Regions from separate parts of the Homo sapiens genome. Here region 2 is linked to region 1. The links are chromatin contacts, found by Hi-C or POLR2A ChIA-PET in ENCODE. All regions are on one chromosome and are shown on one strand. The core of a region is the stretch at or near the end of the contact, and the rest is flanking DNA. Distances in the headings are between cores, read along the strand shown. Region 1 overlaps RTN4 (reticulon 4). Region 2 overlaps EML6 (EMAP like 6).

Evidence for each region. Hi-C counts contacts between places; a loop is a spot of excess contacts on that map. ChIA-PET counts read pairs that join two places held with the same protein, here RNA polymerase II (POLR2A).
Region 2: a loop to region 1 is called in a map of gastrocnemius medialis, with 2.7 times the contacts of the local background. The contact joins two enhancer-like sites. A Hi-C loop is called at or near these places in 1 of 168 maps with a recorded cell type or tissue (gastrocnemius medialis). POLR2A ChIA-PET finds 5 or more read pairs at or near these places in 6 of 52 experiments (BJ, GM12878, MCF 10A and 3 more).

What each region holds. Positions count from the first base shown.
Region 1 is chr2:55,011,847-55,017,184 of GRCh38, forward strand. The region is part of intron 3 of RTN4 (reticulon 4); the gene reads right to left. It also overlaps the pseudogene RNU6-433P. Among named protein-coding and RNA genes, the nearest start is that of RTN4, 36 kb to the right of the region's middle. Within about 2 kb of position 3,310, at least 5 of the 41 ENCODE cell types and tissues checked have a DNase peak (open chromatin) inside an H3K27ac peak, as active enhancers do.
Region 2 is chr2:54,925,062-54,930,399 of GRCh38, forward strand. It overlaps EML6 (EMAP like 6), which reads left to right. Exons shown (of 42, transcript NM_001039753.4): 27 at 3,252-3,453; 28 at 3,564-3,690. Among named protein-coding and RNA genes, the nearest start is that of RTN4, 120 kb to the right of the region's middle. Within about 2 kb of position 2,495, at least 2 of the 41 ENCODE cell types and tissues checked have a DNase peak (open chromatin) inside an H3K27ac peak, as active enhancers do.

The DNA of each region.
Region 1 (5,338 bases), core at 2,060-4,559:
AGAGCCCAGTATTCTCAGCTCGAGTTAATATTTAACTTTAAACTTTATTCACTGAACCCCTGCATAATGTGATATTTGAGAACCCGGTCAGCAAGCCATATCATGGCCTGAAAATGTCTGGCCTCTCCACGCAACATTCAGAATCTCAAACTATTTAGTAAATACAAAATACTGACTTTCTAATAACAAGTCCCTTAAAACTGAAAGCCAATAAATAACGAGCATTAGAATAAAACACTCAACTATAGTACTCAAACACTATTTTCAAGTCAGAGATTACTTCACTAGTAGAAGAAAAAAGTTTTACTGTGATCAAGTTACTCGGCACTTAAGACTACTTGTATCTTCCGTGGTACTTGATTTGGCTTAACAATTAAAGAAAAAAGTCTGAGAGGGGCAAGAATGTGTAATAAGACATACCCACTCATCTAAACATTAAACATACTTAATAGCACCCCTGACAGATTAAAAAGTCAAAATAGGAGCCCTGAAGTTTAGTAAACATTTCAGCCTACATAGTGACATCTACTTCTTTAATTTTTATGGTCTTTGTAAGTGTACAAGGAAAACTAGCTTGTGGAAATCAACTGACATTTTGCCCAGTTCTTTCTCACAAAGTTTTTCAACTAGACTTGTTTTAAGTTTGGCAAGTTAAGCAAAAAAGTGCTTAAATCTGAAAAACTGATATGACACAAATTTGTTAAAGATGTAAAGCCAGATGGGCTATGTTTATTATGAAAATCATATAATCTCTACTAAAAATAGAAGGCTTTAGGACATTGCCTGACAAAAAGTAGGCACTATGTAAGTGCTATTTACTTATCAGTATGCTAAAAATAACAATCAAACTAAGAAGCAACAAGACAAGTAAGGCACATCTAAGAAAGCTCATATATTAAGTCCTTCAACTCTAGGCAATAACCCAATCTTTCTAAACAGAATTGCCCCCTCTCATACACAAACTATTGTCGTTGCTGTATAGTTCTATTATTTTCCAGCTGAGAAAAATGTACATCTGCATAGTTTATAGGTCCTATTCCACAATGAACCCCAACTTAACAAGTCAAATAAAGAAAGGACATAAATCTGTTAAAAACTTATCTTCATTTATTTTGTTTTCCTTCAACTACCTAACTTTTAAAAAAATTAATTCTTTTGAGGACAATTTTCAAGTAGAGCACATGTCTCAACTTGCAGAATGGCATTTTGACTATTTGAGACAGGAACCTCTTTTCCCATAAAAGCAAAGGCTCACAAAGGAGAGGCCACAGAAAACTCCTTTATTTATACTGCAAGCCAATAAAAGTGTTGTATGAATTCTAAGCCCTATTTCATATTGTGTGTTTGTGGAGGGGAGAAGAGGGGAAAAGTATTCTCCTTTTCCTGAACTCAAAATCAGCTTTATACAGAACTTTTGAAATAAACTGTTCAAAGTTCATATTTGGCAATTTCCCACTCCTCAATGTCCATGTCCCCAGTATCCCCTTCTCCCAAGCATGACAAAAAAATCAAAGATGAAAACTTGCCCAAATACATATCCATAATGTCTTTCCTTTGCATCTTATGAAGGGATAAGCTCTAAAGGGTAATATGCTGTAAAATTACCTACACGGTTTCTTTTCTCACATCTCAGACCAAACCCTCGTTTCCTTCATGCACTTACCTGTTAAGTAGGAAATACGCATAAATCAATTCCTACTAAACAAGAAACTCTTTTATGACCTCAGAAACTGTGTGTATGTTTTTTGGTGGGTTTTTTTTTGGGGGGGGGGGAGGGTGTAGGGGGGGTGGTATCTAACTGGCAAGATTTCAGACAGTAGAAAGTTATATTTTAGATTTTAGAACAGGCAGCACTAGGCAAGGTGTTAAGTCCACCCCAGCCAGCTCTTATTCTAAGACATTCTTCCTTTTCCATTTCTTTCTTTCCTCTACTTCTGCACCCAGGAAAAACTCAGGTTTTTGTTTTGCTTCGTTTTTCTTTACAACATTTAGAGATGCAAGGGAAAGAGGGTGGGAAAGCAGCAATCATTTGGATTGAAAATGCTACTCTGAAAGTTAGAGACTGCTTATGTACACTGCTCTTGAGAGCTAAAATAATTTATACTTTCCAGCCACAGAAAATAGGCATGTTTTTTAAAAAATAAGAAACAATTATAGCTACACAGTAGTTTTAAGCTTATTTCAAAATTTAACTATTCTGAGCTACACAAAGGTATGAAATTAACATGTTTCAATACTGAAAGGAGTTAATTTTTAAAACCCTACCATATGCTGTAATATAATGCCCTCTATGGACTAAATTACAGCACTTCAACATTACTGAATTAAATCTTAAGAACTGGAAAAAGATTTTAGTCTAGAAAATGAATGACAGTACAAGTTAAAATAGCAAAACAACGAGCATTTTAAAGTCTATAAAAAATTTAACATAAGGTACCAAAAATGAATACTAAAATTCATAAACTGAAAGTGACACTATTTATGAAAACTAATATGCTAACTTCTTACATTATAATCTAAAACATACAAATATTCTTAAACACCCAAAGCATTTTTAAAAATTTTTTATATAAAAATATGAAACACTTCACAAATTCTATGCGTCATTCTTGTGCAGGGGCTATGCTAATCTTCTCTGTATAATTCCAATTTTAGTATGTGCTGCTGAAGCAAGCATTTTTTTTTTTTTGGAGACAGAGTCTCGCTCTGTCACCAGGCTGGAATGCAGTGGCACGATCTTGGCTCACTGCAACCTCCACCTCCCGGGTTCAAGTGATTCTCCTGCCTAGCCTCCCAAGTGGCTGGGACTACAGGTGCGTGCCACCAAGCCCAGCTAATTTTTGTATTTTTAGTAGAGACGAGGATTCACCATGTTGGCCAGGATGGTCTGGATCTCCTGACCTCGTGATCTGCCCGCCTTAGCCTCCCAAAGTGCTGGGATTACAGACGTGAGCCACTGCACCTGGCCTCAAGCACGCATTTTTAAATTCTGAATTCAAGAATTAATAGTCACTAGGCCCTAAACAGATCTTCTTAAACTTTAATGTCTTCATTTAAGTATCCAGGTTTGGGGGGAATCTTTAAGGTCATTTCATAATGTTTATAGTAGTATGATTAAAGCATTTGTTTGATTTGGTACAAGATGTCAATATTCAAAATTGTTTATAAAAATTTTAAACTCATCTGTTAGTGCAAAACGATATTCACAGCTCGCTAAATTTCTCTGTCCAACTGAATTTATTCCACATAGTCAATTATAGATCATTCCACAGACTTGATCTTCCATCTGCAACACTAGATGGCACCAACACCCGTAGTCTACAGTTGATTGCCCAGTTCATGGAAGGCAATCTGGCAAACATTAACTTTCTGGCTTTTCCACAAGATTGCTGCCTGGCCCTAGGCAGCTAGATCAGAGTATGGGAATAGGAAAACAACTCTAACACCAAAAAAATACGTGGGGCAAAATAATCCCTAATCGGAATCCAAAATCAATTTTAAATAGATCAGAACTAAGTGTAAAATTAAAACTATAAGTAAATAAAAAATATATTTTCCTTTGTGAAAACTGAAAATGTCCACTGAAATGTAAACTAAAAATCTTTTAGAAAACTGAGGGAAAACTATAACACAAGAGTTTACATCCTTTATATGTAAAGAACTCTCATAAAATCAGGGAAAAAAATGAACACCTACATTTAAAAATGGGCAAAGAGTATGAACAAGCAAAAATCACAGAAGAAATACAAACTGCCAACATGTTCACATTCACTAATAATCAAAGATCAAAAAAGCAAGTACTACTTGCACCTATCAAACTGGTAAAGGGCTTTTAAAAAATACCTAGTACAGAATGTCCAGAAGAATATTTAAGGAACGAGTCATAGTAGATAACTCTAGGAAACAGCACTAGGCAGCTGGACAACAGAGAGAGAGGAAGAAGTGTGACTGTCACTGTACTTTCTGCATTTTGTATAATGTAAAAATATTATCTATCAAAAAATAAGCAATATGAATTGTTGGTGAAAGTAGAGAAATGGGTGTTTTCTTCTTCTGATAAAAGGGTAAAAATTAGTACAACTTTTCTGGTGGCCAATTTTTATACAAACCCTTATAAATGCTCATACCCACTAACCTAGGTTTTTATTTCAAATTGATTTATGGAAAATAATTCAGGGATATGTAAGACATATTTAAATATAAAGAGGTTAATAGCATTATTTATCAATAACAAAGGAACAATCTAAGGGTCCAACAATAGCAAAGTGACTGGTTAAACTATACCCATACTAAGGAACACTAAGTACAAAAAATCAGCAGCAAAATATTTAAAGACATGGAAATGTTTGCATTATATAAGACATTACTAAAGTTTTTAAAAGCTTATAAACAATATATAGAGTATGATTCCAATTTCATAAAACACTATTACATTCTTAAAAATACACATATGCGGCCAGGTGCGCTGGTTCATGCCTTTAATCCCAGCACTTTGGGAGGCCAAGGTGGGCAGATCACTTAAGGTCAGGAGTTCTGGACCAGCTTAGCCAACATGGTGAAACCCTGTCTCTACTAAAAATACAAAAATTAGCCAGGCACGGTGGCCCACACCTGTAATCCCAGCTACTCGGGAGGCTGAGGCACGAGAATCGCTTGAACCCAGGAGGCAGAGGTTGCAGTGAGTGGAGATCCCGCCACTGCTACTCCAGCCTGAGTGACAGAGCGAGACTATGTCTCAAACAAAAACAAAAACAAAACACATGTGCATTGAAAGTAGACTAGAATAATATATTCTAAAATATTAAACATTGATTATGTCTGGGTAATATGATTATAATTTTTTTCATCTCAATGCTTTTCTACATTTTTCAAATTTGTACAATGAGCGTGTATTGTATGTCAGACTGCTTCATAAACTGTTGCTCTAACTTCACTGATAGTTATCAAGTCCTTAGAAAAAATCCTTATTACTAAAATATTGAAGCTCAAGTAGATTAAAACATTTGCCAAGGGTCATACAGCTAAATCAGTGAAAGGGTCAGAATTAGAACTCAGGTCTGTAAAATGCCTAAAATTAAGTTATTTAACCACATTATATTTAGCAGGTATCTCTTTTTTATGGTACATATTTATTTTCAATCTGTATTGGGCCCACAGTAAGCACTAAATAAATCCTCACTAATTTAACAATGTCACTTTTTAAAAAGTAAATATAATCGTTTCCTTTATTAACAAGAGTCAGGTTCTAATTTAGCTACATTGTACATCTACTGATAGCCTTCCAGTTAAGATTAACTACTTATCATAATAAAGTCCAACTTACATCAAAATTTTCCAA
Region 2 (5,338 bases), core at 1,245-3,744, 88 kb before region 1:
CTGTATTTGGAGATAGGTCATTTAGGGAAGTAACTAAGATTAAATGAGTTTATAAGGGAGGGGCCCTAATCTGATAGAATCAGTGTCCTTATAGAAGAGATGCCAGAGAGCTAGCTTTCACTCTCCACACACACACCGCCCGCTCTTCCTGTGAGCACACAGTGAGAAGGCAGCTATCTACAAGCCAGGAAGAGAGCCCGCACCAGGAACCAAATTGGCCAGCACCTTCATCTTGCCCAGCCTCTAAAACTGTGAGAAATAAATTTCTGCTGTTTAGCTACCCAGCCTAGGGCATTTTGTTATGGCAACCCAAGCAGACTAATGTCCCATGCCATTGCTATATTCTCGCATTGAGTTCTATGTCATCAGTCTTGGTGATACCTGTGAGATCTTATTACCACCACAGAGCTCTGTGTCCAAAATTCAAGTTCCGTTTGTTGGCTGCTAAAATCACGTCACTATCTTGGCTCTTTTTCTCATTCTACTTTCCTATGAGTGGGCATCTCTTCCGGGCATTTTTCTTTCCATGCCAGACAAGTATCTTTATTAATATTCAGTTTTATAGGTTAAAGCCTTCCCAATTAGATCATTAGTGCCCTGACAGCCACCTTGTCCCAACCTCCATGAGACATACCCTATCCTTTATCAGAGACTTAACAGGAGCACGACCCATTTTTGTAGTACCTTAAACCATGGACCAGAAAACCAAATTCTGTTTTTTGACACCATCTGTATGGCCTGCAGATTGCTTCCCATAGCCTCCCTTCCCTTCCGAACCTAGACCCTTTTGCTAAATGGAGAGGCTAAAATACCACTGTGTCATTTGCATTTTTAAAACCCTCCATGCCCTCAAGTCCTTAAGTTTCCTCCTCAGAATGTGAAAAGCTCTGGAGGATGATTCTTCAGAGAGAAACTTTGCATGGAAAATTTTATAGACAGGGAAACTGAAATGTGAATGTAGGGGAGAGTGCACAGCTTTCACGAGATTCTCAGGAATTTCTTCCCTACAAGGGATTGACAACCACTACTCTGGAGACATATTCCAGATTTTTTTTGTTTTAAGATGGAGTCTCACTGTTGCCAAGGCTGTAGTGCAGTGGTGTGATCTTGGCTGACAGCAACCTCTGCCTCCCAGGTTCAAGCAATTCTCCTGCCTCAGCCTCCCAAGTAGCTTGGATTACAGGCATCCACCACCATGCCCAGCTAATTTTTGTATTTTTAGTAGAGTCAGGGTTTCACCATGTTGGCCAGGCTGGTCTTGAACTCCTGACCTCAAGTGATCTGCCCGCCTTGGCCTCCCAAAGTGCTGGGATTACAGGCATGAACCAGTGCACCTGGCCATATTCCAGGTTTTTCTGGTGCTATCATCCATTATTTCATCACTTGATGGATAGAGTTGTGGTGAAGCAGCAAGTTCTGATGGGTGTAACAAGTGCAGTTTGGCTTGAAGACCCAGAAAGGTCATTCATCCCAATGGCTGTGCCAGGTCTTGAGGACGTTTCCTCCGTAGGCCCTGCCGGGAACCACTATACATCCCTGCCAGTGTCTTTCTCTTGAGACAGCAGCTGGTTTCGCAGAACCTTCTAGCAACTGTCAATTCCCTTTATTGTTGCATGGAGCAGTGATTTTCTTTCCTATTCTGAGAATCTTGAATCACCCACTGCTGCAGGAATCTCTGCCTTGTTATATCTCTTCAGTGGCCCTGAATTTTTTCCTCTCTCTTTCTTCCTCTATGTCCCTTTTTTCCCCTCTGCAACCTGAATCTCATCCCTTAGAGTCTGTTTCCTTGAACCTTTCTTTTTGCATTTTTTCTTGCCATCTAGAAACCCTGTGTCCCTCTTATAAGTTGAGGGTGTAGAGAGGCATTTCTCATGCTCTTTTACTTCTGTAAAGAAACAGCTTGCATTTGTAGTGTATAAACTGGATGTGCTCCTGCTTCCAGCTAGAAGACCAGCAGGACACATGGCTGCAGCTGCTGTGACTGTCCTCTGTTTCCATGCTTTCTGGAACTCACATGTTCAAATGGGTTTTTCTTGGAAATTCTTTTGTTCTGCCTATTTGCTAGCAAACTAATGACTCTGGAGGGCCTCCTGGAAATCCTACCTGCCTGTTTGCTTCAGGAATCTTTCTAGGCTCAGTACTCTGCTGAGGAGTGGGCAGTTCCGCTCTGCCATCAGCTAGTAGTTGGCCAAATACAGGGCGATCTTGACTAGGAGTATTACAAAGTCACGAACCCTCCTGCACCTGTTTCCTGCTGTATGTCTGTGCTGTTTTCAGATTCTCTAGCATGCCAGTCCAAAACCCTCTGGGAGCCACTTGTAAATTACTTAATAAAATTTTCATCTGGGATACTGGTGACTCTGTCACAACCTCAGAGAGTGCATGTGGCCTTCCATATTCTGTAAGGTATTCCCTCGGAGTCGCTGAGAGGATGGAAAAACTCCATGTCTTTAAATGGCTCCCGCTGCAGCTGTTTTTGCCAGGCTGTGGCTCATGAGCTGAATATGGAAGCTTTTTCTGGTGCCAGCTTTGATTTTGCACCACTTGTCAGGACTGCCCTGGCATGAGCAGCTGACTCACATTCCACCCTCCACCCGGGGATAAAGGTGGGGTGGCCTGGGCACACCACTCCAAAAAGCTTTTAGTCGTTACTGATAAATTGGGTTGTATGTATTTGGCTATGTTTGTTGAAAAGGAGCTTTGCTTTAAATCAATGTTTGCGTGTTTGTATTAAAAATTCTTTCTAGCGTCTGTGGCAGAAACCGTTGTGTTCATTTTACATCTTACTTGAGGTCCCAGGTTTATAAGATATCCTTTGCTCTTCTGCCACTGCCTGGACTGTAGTACAAAAGTCACTGTAGGAGATGGCTGTGAAGACACTTTTGATCTCAGATGTCAGCCAGACTCACAGTCAGGAGTTTACACTAGAGACCTGTGGAGGCAGCACATTTGACATTTGAGAGAACCAGAACAAGCTTTTTATATGTCTATAGATTCCCAGAAAATAGGTTCTGTAGTCTAACATTTCATTCATTCCCTCAAAAATATATTGAGGACCTATTGTGAGCTGGGTACTGTTTGAAGAAAAAAGAGACCTAGTGCCTGCCCACATGGAGCTTACATTCTAGTTGAAATGTAGGAAATTGCTGTTGAACTGTTTCCTTTGTATCCAGTAGAAACTAACATGGATAAACGAGCCCAGAGAAAGGAATAACAGTGGCTGGGGTAATAACCAATTTCGGGCTTTACAGGGACAGCACGCAAGATTCAAGAAGTATGTGGGGCACAGTGCACATGTCACTAACGTGAGGTGGCTGCACAATGACTCTGTGCTGCTCACGGTGGGCGGCGCCGACACAGCCCTGATGATCTGGACCAGGGAGTTTGTGGGGACCCAGGAGAGCAAGCTGGTGGACAGCGAGGAGTCAGACACCGACGTGGAAGAGGATGGAGGTGAGCCCCCCACCTGCCACATGCCTCCTGCGCCGAATGCACCTCCCAACACCTCCCTTCCTGGGCCACTGCAAACCAACTGGCTCCCCAATCTCTTTCTGTTGTTTGAGGCTATGACAGCGATGTTGCTAGAGAAAAGGCCATTGACTACACCACCAAGATTTATGCTGTGAGCATCAGGGAAATGGAAGGCACCAAGCCACACCAGCAGCTGAAGGAAGTTTCCGTGGAAGAAAGGTATGGTGTTGCCAGGTTTGCTTGCTTTTATTATACCTGATGACAAGAAACTTGTTTAAGCCAGAGTGCGTTTTCTTTGCCCTCAAAGTTGCTGTTTAAGTCAGTCTTTTATAAATCTTCACAGAGTCTTCACCTGTACACAGGCTTAAGCTGAGAAAAAATTGCACAACATCCCAGTACGTGGCAAAGGGCGGTTTATACTTTGTGGAAGTTGGTTATGGAATGTGACTTGAATAGACATGAAATTTAGTTGGACTACACTTCTCCATGCCCAGAAAAAAATGCTAGGGTAGCCCCAAAGCAGTCCTGACTGTGGCAGCTGACAGGAAAGCCTGCTGACCAGCAAGGTAGGAGGGAGGACAGGATTCTGAGGTCATGGAGGAATGGCTGCAGAGTTGTGAAAAACCATCTTCCATTCTAACCAGAATCTGTGCCTTATACTCCATTCACTTGGTGTATCTTCTCTTACTGTGTCTTCATTTGCCCAGATTTGTCCAGGTGGGTTTGGCATTTCCAGCCTATCCCATTTGGTTTTATTGCCTTGGATCCTCTATATAGAATGAGTGTTTTCTAGTATTATTTTGGGGCTTTTCAATGTGCTGTTATAAGTATTGACAAGAATTGTCAAACACTTTAGCATTTCTAAAAAGAAAAGCTCAGAATTACTATATTACTTAATTTATCATATTCATGCTAAGAGTGGATATTGAATAAAAACTCTTAATAACTAAAGAGAATTTCGTGGATCTCAAAGATGTTTTAATAATTCTGTTGGCTGTTCACATTGAGGTAGGCTCGATGTTGACAATACGCTGGTCCCACAATATGTAATTTATGAGATTCAAGTAGTTTGCATTTAGTATGGCTTTCTGCCTAACAACAATAAGTCTGACCTATCACTTCTTACTATTATGTGGGGTTTTAGATGCAAAGAAATGTAACCTCCTCCTCCTCCTCCTCCTCCTCCTCCTCCTCCTGCTTAAATTCAGTGCCAGATGTTAAAATAAACTTGGTAAATGGTGGGTGTGCTACTGGCAAGAAGATTGAATCTAATGCAAAAAAGCCCTAATTTTTCCCTAGCATCTTTGTTAGATATTACAAAGATCCAGAGCTTTCTTTTAAGAAAAAATTAGAGATTTTTCTGCAGTGGTCTTCAGAGTTCATTTTGCTTGCAACATGGTTTTAAAGTGGCCACAAACAGAAAATAATTTTTAAAAGTCCTAATTCTAAGAATTAAGGGGAAAAAAGAACCATATGCACAGAAGTGCATGAATAGGCCTCCCACTTAAATAATCCAATCTAAAAAAATGTTTCACCTGAAGTATTCATTCCTTTGGAAAAAAAAAAATTACCCAGCCTTTCTAGTTTCATTTCTAGTTTCACATACCATTATGAAATGAGTTGACATGGCCATTATCCCAAGGGTGTTTCTGGCTGATTTCTGTAACTCATTCGTACATCATGCTGAGATTCATGCTAGCCACCAAAATATAATCATTTAACCCAAGCTCCAAATTCCAAACACTACAGCTGATTTCAAACCCTAACCAAGGCTCACCTAATCCTCTTCTTGTCTCATTGCCTCTTTGGGCAAATCTGTCAACATTTCGTACTGCCAAACTTAATGAAAGGTAGGAGGACTGATGAT